2 separate regions of the Homo sapiens genome follow, and region 1 is linked to region 2. The links are chromatin contacts, found by Hi-C or POLR2A ChIA-PET in ENCODE. All regions are on one chromosome and are shown on one strand. The core of a region is the stretch at or near the end of the contact, and the rest is flanking DNA. Distances in the headings are between cores, read along the strand shown.

Evidence for each region. A loop is a pair of places that touch in the nucleus more often than their neighbours do. ChIA-PET counts read pairs that join two places held with the same protein, here RNA polymerase II (POLR2A). Pooled maps may share reads with other maps.
Region 1: a map of B cell shows a loop between it and region 2 (3-fold over the local background). The contact joins the promoter of QPRT here to the enhancer-like site in region 2. A Hi-C loop is called at or near these places in 9 of 168 maps with a recorded cell type or tissue (B cell, CD14-positive monocyte, CD4-positive, alpha-beta T cell and 6 more), 18 of 37 single-sample maps with no recorded cell type and 12 of 50 pooled maps. POLR2A ChIA-PET finds 5 or more read pairs at or near these places in 25 of 52 experiments (AG04450, CD4-positive, alpha-beta T cell, CD8-positive, alpha-beta T cell and 20 more).

What each region holds. Positions count from the first base shown.
Region 1 is chr16:29,677,575-29,682,650 of GRCh38, forward strand. It overlaps QPRT (quinolinate phosphoribosyltransferase), which reads left to right and starts at 1,606. Exons shown (of 4, transcript NM_014298.6): 1 at 1,606-1,636. The coding sequence starts at 1,624. RefSeq lists enhancers at 1-111, 1,650-2,151.
Region 2 is chr16:29,643,187-29,647,864 of GRCh38, forward strand. No RefSeq gene overlaps it. Among named protein-coding and RNA genes, the nearest start is that of SPN, 18 kb to the right of the region's middle. RefSeq lists enhancers at 139-258, 379-438, 1,395-1,664, 2,562-2,856. Within about 2 kb of position 2,630, at least 5 of the 41 ENCODE cell types and tissues checked have a DNase peak (open chromatin) inside an H3K27ac peak, as active enhancers do; they include B cell, CD14-positive monocyte and GM12878, where a contact is called at or near this core.

The sequences.
Region 1 (5,076 bases), core at 356-2,855, 33 kb after region 2:
CTGAAGTCCCAGTCCCGGTGACTGGTGGTTTCCCCACTTTCTGGTTCAGAAGCTGGGCTCTAAGCTGTCTGTGCCCTTAAAGTTCCTTGGAAAGAGGGAAGGGAAGGGAAGTGGATATTAGGTGAGTTCCTACTCTGTTTCATTTGCAGAGTTTTCTCATTGATTCTCAGTTGGACCCATGAGGTAGATGTTATGCCATTACATTTTTTTTTTCTTTAGAGACAGGGTCTCTCTCTGTCACTCAGGCTGGACTGCAGTGGCACGATCACGGCTCACTGCAGCTTTGAACTCCTGGGCTCAAGTGATCCTCCCATCTCAGCCTACAGGTGTGCACCACTGTACTTAGCTAATTTCTTTTTCTTTTTTCTTTTTTTGGGAGAGATGGGATCTCTGTATGTCTCTATGATGCCCACACTGGTCTCAAACTCCTGGCCTCAAGCGATTCTCCTGCCTTGGCCTCCCAAAGCACAGGGATTACAGGCATGAGTCGCTGTGCCCAGCCTGTTATGCCGGGTTTTTTTGTTTTGTTTTGTTTTTTGAGACAGAGTCTCGCTCTGTCGCCCAGGAGTACAGTGGCATGATCTTGGCTCACTGCAAGCTCCACCTCCCGGGTTCACACCATTCTCCTGCCTCAGCCTCCCGAGTAGCTGGGACTACAGGCGCCCACCACCACACCCGGCTAATTTTTTGGTTTTTTAGTAGAGACGGGGTTTCACCATGTTAGCTGGGATGGTCTCGATCTCCTGACCTCGTGATCTGCCTGCCTCAGCCTCCCAAAGTGCTGGGATTACAGTCGTGAACCACTGCATCCGGCCTGTTATGCCGTTTTTTAAATTAATTAATAAATTTATTTATTTATCTTGAGACAGAGTCTCACTCTGTCACCCAGGCTGGAGTGCAGTGGCATGATCTCGACTCACTGCAACCTCCACCTCCGGGGTTCAAGTGAGTCTCATGCCTCAGCCTCCTGAGCAGCTGGGATTACAGGCGGCCGCCACCATGCCCGGCTAATTTTTGTATTTTTAGTAGAGATGGGGTTTCGCCATGTTGGCCAGGCTGGTCTCAAACTCCTGACCTCAGGTGATCAACCTGCCTCTGCCTCCCAAAGTGCTGGGATTACAGGCGTGAGCTCCTGTGCCCGGCCCTGTTATGCCATTTTAAAGCTAAGGAAACTGAGGCACAGAAAAAGGTAAAAAGGTACTTGAGATCAAAAAGGATGGAGTTAGGATTTGAACCCAGGTCCAGGGCCCATGATTTTCCCAGCACACCATCCAAAATGCCTGCCTGCCCTCACCAGGGAGCACATGCTTACATTCACAGCCTTGGACCCTGGGTTAGGGCCAGGAGGGCTGGGTGTTGGGTGAGAACAGGGCCTCGGGCTCCTTCACTGGCTGGGGCAGGGCTTCTGAGTTCCCCATCAGAGCCCCTCCTCTGACTTTCAGGGCCTGCTGAGGAATCTGCAGGCCTGGCAGAGGACAGGAGGGAGGCTTGGGGAGCCTGGGAAGGGCCGGCTGACAGCTTGATGGGCCCTCCCTCCCTCCACAGTCCCACCCCCAGCCTGGGGCCTCTGGGAGCCTTGGTCCTGAGCAGCCAACACACCAGCCCAGACAGCTGCAAGTCACCATGGACGCTGAAGGTAAAGGGACACTCTCTCTGCCATGTCCCTGCACCCATCCCCCCACTGCCTACCCCTGCCCCCACCCTGGCTTGTCTCAGCCCCTTGTTGCCTCCTCTGGAGTCATCTCTCCTCTGGTCCCGCCATCGACTCCCTTACCTACCCCATGTCCCTGCAGCCTTGCTCAACCCCCAGAGGCCCCTTCTCACTCTTCTTTCTCCTGTGTTGAGTCCCCAAGGAGCTCTGGGGAAGGAAGGGGCTTAAGCCCTAGAAAAGGGCAGGGTGGCCTGGAGGAGGTGGCGTCTCCTGGGGGCAGTGGGGGCCGGAAGTGGGAGGCTGGTTGGGGGAGCAGCATGGACTTCTGCTCTCGCTGGTAGCTCGGGAGAAGCAGAGACAAAGTCCTGTCCCTTCTGCAGCTGGGTGGGGGAGGGGGCTTGAGTCCCGTGATTCCCTGCCTGGAGGGAGCTGTATGCAAACTGTTGGGGTGATCAGTCCCAACCCCCAACCATGAAGTCCGGTGGCAACAAAGGAATGAGAAAAGACAAGTTAAGATTTAAAGCAGCCCCAGGGGGCCAGTTGCTAAAGTGAAGGCTGCAGAGCCCTGGTTGCCTGATAATTTATTGAGTACAATCTTTTGATCTAAGAAGCAGATGGTACGGGGTGAAACGGTGAAGGTGGGGGTGTGCGCGTCATTTGAAAGATGTATAGCCGTGGTGGTTTATGTGAATTTCCTTTAAGCTCAAAGCATATGTCTAACTACTAAGATAATCTTTTTTTTTTTTTTTTTTGAGACGGAGTCTCGCTTTCCCCCAGGCTGGAGTGCAGTGGCGTGATCTCGGCTCACTGCAAGCTCCGCCTCCCGGGTTCATGCCATTCTCCTGCCTCAGCCTCCCGAGTAGCTGGGACTACAGGCGCCCGCCGCCACGCCTGGCTAATTTTTTGTATTTTTAGTAGAGACGGGGTTTCACCATGTTAGCCAGGATGGTCTCATTTCCCAACCTCGTGATCCGCCCGTCTCTGCCTCCCAAAGTGCTGGGATTACAGGTGTTAGCCACCGTGCCCGGCCAACTAAGATAATCTTTAACTTATTGGGCTGCAGCTGGTGGGAGTGGGTTTTACAAGGAGCCAGGATGTCTGGTCACATTCCAACGCTTCAAGGAAGTGTTTCAGCCCAGAGCATTCTGTGTAAAGCCGCAGAGCAGGTCATGTTCACTGGCCTGGGGACACAATGGCAATAAGGAGGTGATTCTCCTCAGAGGCCCCCTATGGTGTTCCATAGGTGTCCTACACAGGGGTGGCTGACTAAACTGGCGCCCCGTAAACCCTTCCACCAGCACAAACCCAGGGGTCCATGCTCTACGCTCAGAAGGCTCCACCAGGGATGGGGCTGTGTGACCATGGGTGGGTCCTGGCTTCTCAGAGTCCCGTTTTCTTCCATCTGTAAAATGACAATAATAGTTCCCTGCTCTGGCCCGCCACGGTGGCTCACGCCTGTAATCCCAGCACTTTGGGAGGCTGAGGTGGGTGGAGCACTTGAGGTCAGGTGTTTGAGACCAGCCTGGCCAACATGGTGAAACCCCGTCTCTACTAAAAGTACAAAAATTAGCCGAGTGTGGTGGTGCGCACCTGTAATCCCAGCTACATGGGAGGCTGAGGCAGGAGAATTGCTTGAACCCCAGTGGCGGAGGTTGCAGTGAGCTGAGACCAGGCCTCAGCACTCCAGCCTGGGCGACAGAGCGAGACTCCATCTCAAAAAAAAAGGAAAATAAATAGTTCCCTGCTCAGAAGGTTGTGGGGAGGACAGAGGATGGGAGGCACAGGTGCTTAGACCCTCCTCCATGTTTGAGGTGCCTGCTGGCCCCATACACCCGGTCCCTCTGGCTCCACTGTGGAACCAGCTCTCAGGGGTCCCATGCAGGATGCCACGCCAAACACCTTTCAATCTCCATTGTGTCTTTCTCTTTTGAAACAACGCCGACCTGGATGTGAATCCTGACTGCCACTCAGCAGCAGTGGAAACCCTGGCAAGTTTTGTAACCTGTAGAAGCCCGTTTCCACATCTGGACAATGGAGTTGGTGGCACTGGTCTCACGGGGTTGTAATGAAGATTAAATACCTTAGCAGATGTCAAGGGGTCTCGACCTGATTCCTTCAGAGCCAGGATTCTTTACTGAGGGATCAGGGATGGGCTCTGGGGGAGTTCATGAACCCCAGAATTTGCAGGTGAAATTGTGTGTCTTTGTGAGAACACGGTTACGCATTTTTCTGGGAAGGAGATCCATAATTTTCATCAGATCCAGATTCTTTTTTTTTTTTTTTTTTTTTGAGACAGAGTCTCGCCCTGTTGTCCAGGCTGGAGTGCAGTGGCATGATCTTGGCTCGCTGCAACCTCTGCCTCCCGGGTTCAAGCGATTCTCCTGCCTCAGCCTCACGAGTAGCTGGGACTACAGGCATAAACCACCATGCCCGGCTAATTTTTGTATTTTTAGTAGAGATGGGGTGTCACCATGTTGGCCAGGCTAGCAGATCCAGATTCTTTTTTTTTTTTTTTCGAGATGGAGTCTGACTCTGTCACCAGGCTGGAGTGCAGTGGCAGGATCTCGGCTCACTGCAACCTTCACCTCCCAGGTTCAAGTGATTATCTTGCCTCAGCCTCACGAGTAGCTGGGACTACACGTGCTTCAGGCACTTGCTGCCATGTCCAGCTAATTTTGTAGTTTTAGTAGAGACAGGGTTTCACCATGTTGGCCAGGATGGTCTCGATCTCTTGACCTTGTGATCTGCCTCCTCGGCCTCCCAAAGTGCTGGGATTACAGGTGTGAGCCACCGCACCCGGCCTCTTTTGTTTTTTAGACGGGGTCTTGTTCTGTCACCCAGGCTGGTTGGTGTGCAGTAACATAATCATAGCTCACTGTTTGTAGCCTCCAACTTCTGGGCTCAAGTGGTCCTCCTGCCTCAGCCTGTGGAGTAGCTGGGACTGCAGGCGTGTGCCACCACACCTGGCTAATTAAAATAAATTTTTTTTTTTTTTAGAGATGGGTTCTTGCTGTGTTGCCCAGGCTGGTCTCAAACTCCCAGCCTCAAGCGATCCTCCAACCTCAGCCTCCCAAAAGTGTTGGGATTACAGGCATGAGCCACCGTGCCTGGCTCAAATCTTTTCATATGTGAACATCTCAGCATGTTTTCTTTCTTTCTTTTTTGAGATGGAGTTTCGCTCTTGTTGCCCAGACTGGAGTATAATGGCGTGATCTTGGCTCACTGCAACCTCTGCCTCCCAGGTTCAAGTGATTCTCCTGCCTCACTCTCCCAAGTAGCTGGGGATACAGGTGCCCACCACCATGCCCAGCTAATTTTTTTGCATTTTTTTTTTTAGTAGAGATGGGTTTTGCCGTGCTGGCCAGGCTGGTCTTGAACTCCTCACCTCAGGTGATCCACCCACCTTGGCCTCCCAAAGTGCTGGG
Region 2 (4,678 bases), core at 1,380-3,879:
AACTCCTGGGCTCAAGTGATCCTCCCACCTTGGCCTCCAAAAGTGTTAGGGTTACAGGCATGAGCCATGGTGCCTGGTGACACTCACTCTTGAGTTGAGCTCACACAGACCCCTGGCTTTAAATATCATCCAAATGTTGATGTCCCCCAAGTTTTCATCTTCACTGCAGACCTCTTCTGTGAGCTTCAGAACTGCTCACTTGAAACTTCCCCTTGGGTGTCTGACAGGCAACACAAACTTAACATGTCCCAACATGAACTTTTTTTTTTTGAGACAGAATCTTGCTCTGTTGCCCAGGCTGGAGTGCAGTGGCCTGATCTTGGCTCACTGCAAACTCCGCCTCCCAGGTTCAAGTGATTCTCCTGCCTCAGCCTCCCGAGTAGCTGAGATTACAGGCACGTGCCACCACACCCGGCAAATTTTTTGTATTTTTAGTACAGACAGGGTTTCACCCTGTTGGCCAAGCTGGTTTCAAACTCCTGAGCTCAAGCGATCTGCCTGCCTCTGCCTCCCAAAGTGGTAGGATTACAAGTGTGAGCCACCGTGCCCGGGCCCAAAATGAACTCTTTATCTTCTCCCCCATACCTGCTCCTCCTGCAGCCTTCCCATATCAGAATACAACAATTCTATTCTTACAGTTGGTGTGGCCGAAAACCTTGGTGTTGTCCTCAATCCTCTCTCACACATCCCCAAATCCAATCTGTCAAGAAACCCTGGTGATCACTTGAGCCCAGGAGTTTGAGACCAACCTGGGCAGCATAGCAAGACCCTGTCTCTACAAAAAATACAAAAATCAGCGGCAGGGCGCAGTGGCTTACGCCTGTAATCCCAGCACTTTGGGAGGCTGAGGCAGGCAGATCACAAGGTCAAGAGATCAAGACAATCCTGGCCAACATGGTGAAACCCCGTCTCTACTAAAAATACAAAAATTAGCTGGGCATGGTGGCACGTGCCTGTAGTCTCAGCTACTTGGGAGGCTGAAGCAGGAGAATTGCTTGAACCAGGGAGGCAGAGGTTGCAGTGAGCCAAGATCGTGCCACTACCCTCCAGCCTGGTGACAGAGCAAGACTCTGTATCAAAAAAAAAAAAAAAAAAAAAAAAAAAAGCTGGGCATGATGGCACACACCTGTGGTCCCAGCCACTCAGGAGGCTAAGGTGGGAGGGTCGCTTCAGCCCAGAAGTTGGAGGCCGCAGTGAGCCATAATTGCACCAGTGTACTCCAGTCTGGGCCACAGAATAAAACTCTGTCTCTAGAAAACAGAACAAAACAAAGTTGAAGCTCTCTAAACTCTCCACACTGACTCAGAGTGAAAGTGCTAATAATGACCTAAAGCCGTGCCCTATGGCCCCCTTTCCTCTTGACTTCGCTTTTCATGCACTCTGCTCCAGCCATACTGGCCTCCTTGGGCTTCCCAGAACACGCGAAGCAGGACCCAGGTTAGGGCCTTTGAACTGGCTTTGTTTGTCCGTGGGATTCCCCATGAACATCTCATGGCTGCTCCCTCTCTTCCCTCAAGTCTCCCCTCAGATGTCCCCTTCTCAGAGACATCAGCCTGTAGAAAGGAGCACTTCCTTCCCCCACTTTCCTGCGTGATGTTTCTCCATGATGCCTGCTTCCTACATATGTAGAGTCTGTCTCACTCCGGAGAAGGCTACCTCCAAGAGGACAGGTGACTGGCCCTTGATTTCATTAATTGTCACAATCCTATGCCGGACACATGGTTGGTGTTCAACAAATATTTGCGGAATTAAAGAACAAATTAATAATGTTGTGAGATAAATACTCTGTGCCCATTTTTCTTTACTTTTTAATATATTTTTTAAATCTAGAGAGACAGGGTCTCCCTATGGTCCCCAGGATGGCCTCAAAACTCCTCCTGCCTTGGCCTCCTTGGCTGGGATTACTGGACTACTACTGTGCCACCATGCCTGGCTCTTCTTTTCCTTTTACTATGCCCATTTTAAAGGTGAGGAAAACTGAGACTCAGAAATGTTCCCAAGGGCACACAGTGAGTGGTGGCTGCCTTCAGGTTGGTCTGACTCCAGTGCCCAAGCCTTTCTCAGGAGTGGTGTGTTGCCCATCAGCCATTATATCCATGACATCAACTGGCATAAGATATGTTCTTATATGAAAATTAATTTTAGAAGTGAGTGTCACGAAATATTGACCTTCTCTAAGGAACTAGTTCTTATAGTCAAAAAGGAGGAACTTATGTAAATTTTCCCTTTCAGGGCCAGCCCCAGGAAGTTCAGAGCCTAATGTGGTGTTCATTCTATTAATTTTTTCTTACCCTGGGACTTTTTTCTTTCTTTCATTTATGTTAACCTAATCACCAGCTGCTTCCTGTTCCTTAGGAAATAGCTAAGTCGTACATGACACTTTTGGGGTTCCAGTGTGCCCGGCATGGGTTTTCTTTCATTGGGCAGGCACTAGGTGGGCTTTTCAGCCTGAAGACGCATGTTTCTCATCAGAGTGAGAATGATCTCTGATCATTCTCCTTCTTCCATTTCTTGGGTTCTCTCTTCCTGGCACTCCTATTGGTTAGCTTTTGGGCCTCTTGGATTGCCTGGCTGTGTCTCTGTGGCAAAGACTACTCATTATCCAAAATCCAATGAGCCCTTCTTCCCCAAGAACATGGTGGAACTGCATGTCCCAGCCTCCCTTGCAGTAGGCATGGTCATGTGACTAAGTTTCCACCAATAGAATGTGAGGAGGTGATGTATGTGACTTCTGGTCTTTGGCCTTAGGAAGTAGGCCAGCTTCATACTCTCCATTCCTGCTGGCTGGAGATCCCCACAACAGATTCAAACGTGCAGGTGACAAACGGTGCCCTACCGATGGCAGAAAAGTGATGAGGAAGGGCCCTTGGTCCCTGAGCAATGAGAGAAGCAGAGCTGCCTCCCTAACTACCACCATTTCACTTGAACATGTCTCTTCTTTTGTTTATTTATTTATTTGTTTTTTGCAGACACGTCTCTTCTTTTTTTTTTTTGAGATAGAGTCTCACTCTGTCCCAGGCTGGAGTGCTGTGGCACAATCTCGGCTCACTGCAACCTCTGCCTTCTGGGTTCAAGTGATTCTCCTGCTTCAGCCTCCCAAGTAGCTGGGATTACAGGCATGCGCCACCATGCCTGGCTAATTTTTGTATTTTTAGTAGAGACGGGGTTGGCCAGGATGGTCTCACACTACTGACCTCATGATCCACCCACCTTGGCCTCCCAAAGTGCTGGGATTACAGGTGTGAGCAACTGCGCCCGGCCGACACGTCTCTTCTTTAAGCCGCCACTTATTGGATCTCTATGTTAGAGCGGCAGTCTCATATATTTTCTCTCATATTTTCTTCTCCACCCCTACACCTTCTGGGAGTTCTATTTTCTGGGATAATTAATTAATTAATCAATTTTTGAGATGGGGTCTCACTCTGTCCCAGGCTGGAGTGCAGTGGAGCGATCTTGGCTCACTGCAACCTCTGCCTCCTGGGTTCAAGCTATTCTCCTGCCTCAGCTTCCTGTCTCAAACTCCTGACCTCGTGATCCACCTGCCTTGGCCTCCCAAAGTGCTGGGATTACAGGCGTGAGCCACCGCGCCCAGCTTTATTTATTTTTTAAATTTTTTATTCTTGAGACAGAGTCTCACTCTGTCACCCAGGGTGGAGTGCAGTGGCATAATCTTGGCTCATGGCAACCTCCGCCTCCCGGGTTCAAGCGATTTTCCTGCCTCAGCCTCCCAAGTAGCTGGGATTACAGACGCCTGCCACCACACCTGGCTAATTTTTGTATTTTTAGTAGATGGGGTTTTGCTACGTTGGCCAGGCTGATCTCGAACTCCTGACCTCAGGTGATCCGCCTGCCTTGGTCTCCCAAAGTGCTGGGATTACAGGCATGATCCACCACACCTGGCAGTTTTCTGGGATAATTTATTAACTTTTTATTACAACACTTCCTGTTTGTGTTTGTACAGATGAGGCCTTGCTATATTACCCAGGCTGGTCTTGAACTTCTGGCCTCAAGCCATTCTCCTTGGCCTCCCAAACTGCAGGAATTACAGGAGTGAGCTACTGTGCCCAGCTTCTTTATTCTAATGCTTTTAGTAATTCAGTATCATAGCTTTAATTTCTAAGAATTCAGTCTTTGCTCTATTTATTTATTTATTTGAGATGGAGTCTCACTCTGTCGCCCAGGCTGGAGTGCAGTGGTGTGATCTTGGCTCACTGCAACCTCCTCCTCCTGGGTTCAAGCGATCCTCCTGCCTCAGCTCCCAGAATAGCTGGGACTACAGGTGCCTGCCACCACACCCGGCTAAATTTTTTTTTGTATTTTTAGTAGAGACAGGGTTTCACCTTGTTGGTCAGGCTGGTCTCGAACTCCTGTCCTTAGGTGATCCACCTGCCTCAGCCTCCCAAAGTGCTGGGATTACAGGCGTGAGCCACTGTGCCTGGCCTCTTTCTTTTTTATAACACCCTGTTTTTATTGTAACATAGTGTAGCAATTTTTTTTTTCTTTGAGATGGAGCCTTGCTCTGTCGCCCAGCTGGAGTGCAGTAGTGGATCTCGGTTTAACTGCAACGTCCGCCTCCCGGGCTCAAATGATTCTCCTGCCTCAGCCTCCCGAGTAGCTGGGATTATAGGCACCTGCCACTGTGCCCAGCTAATTTTTGTATTTTTAGTAGAGACAGCGA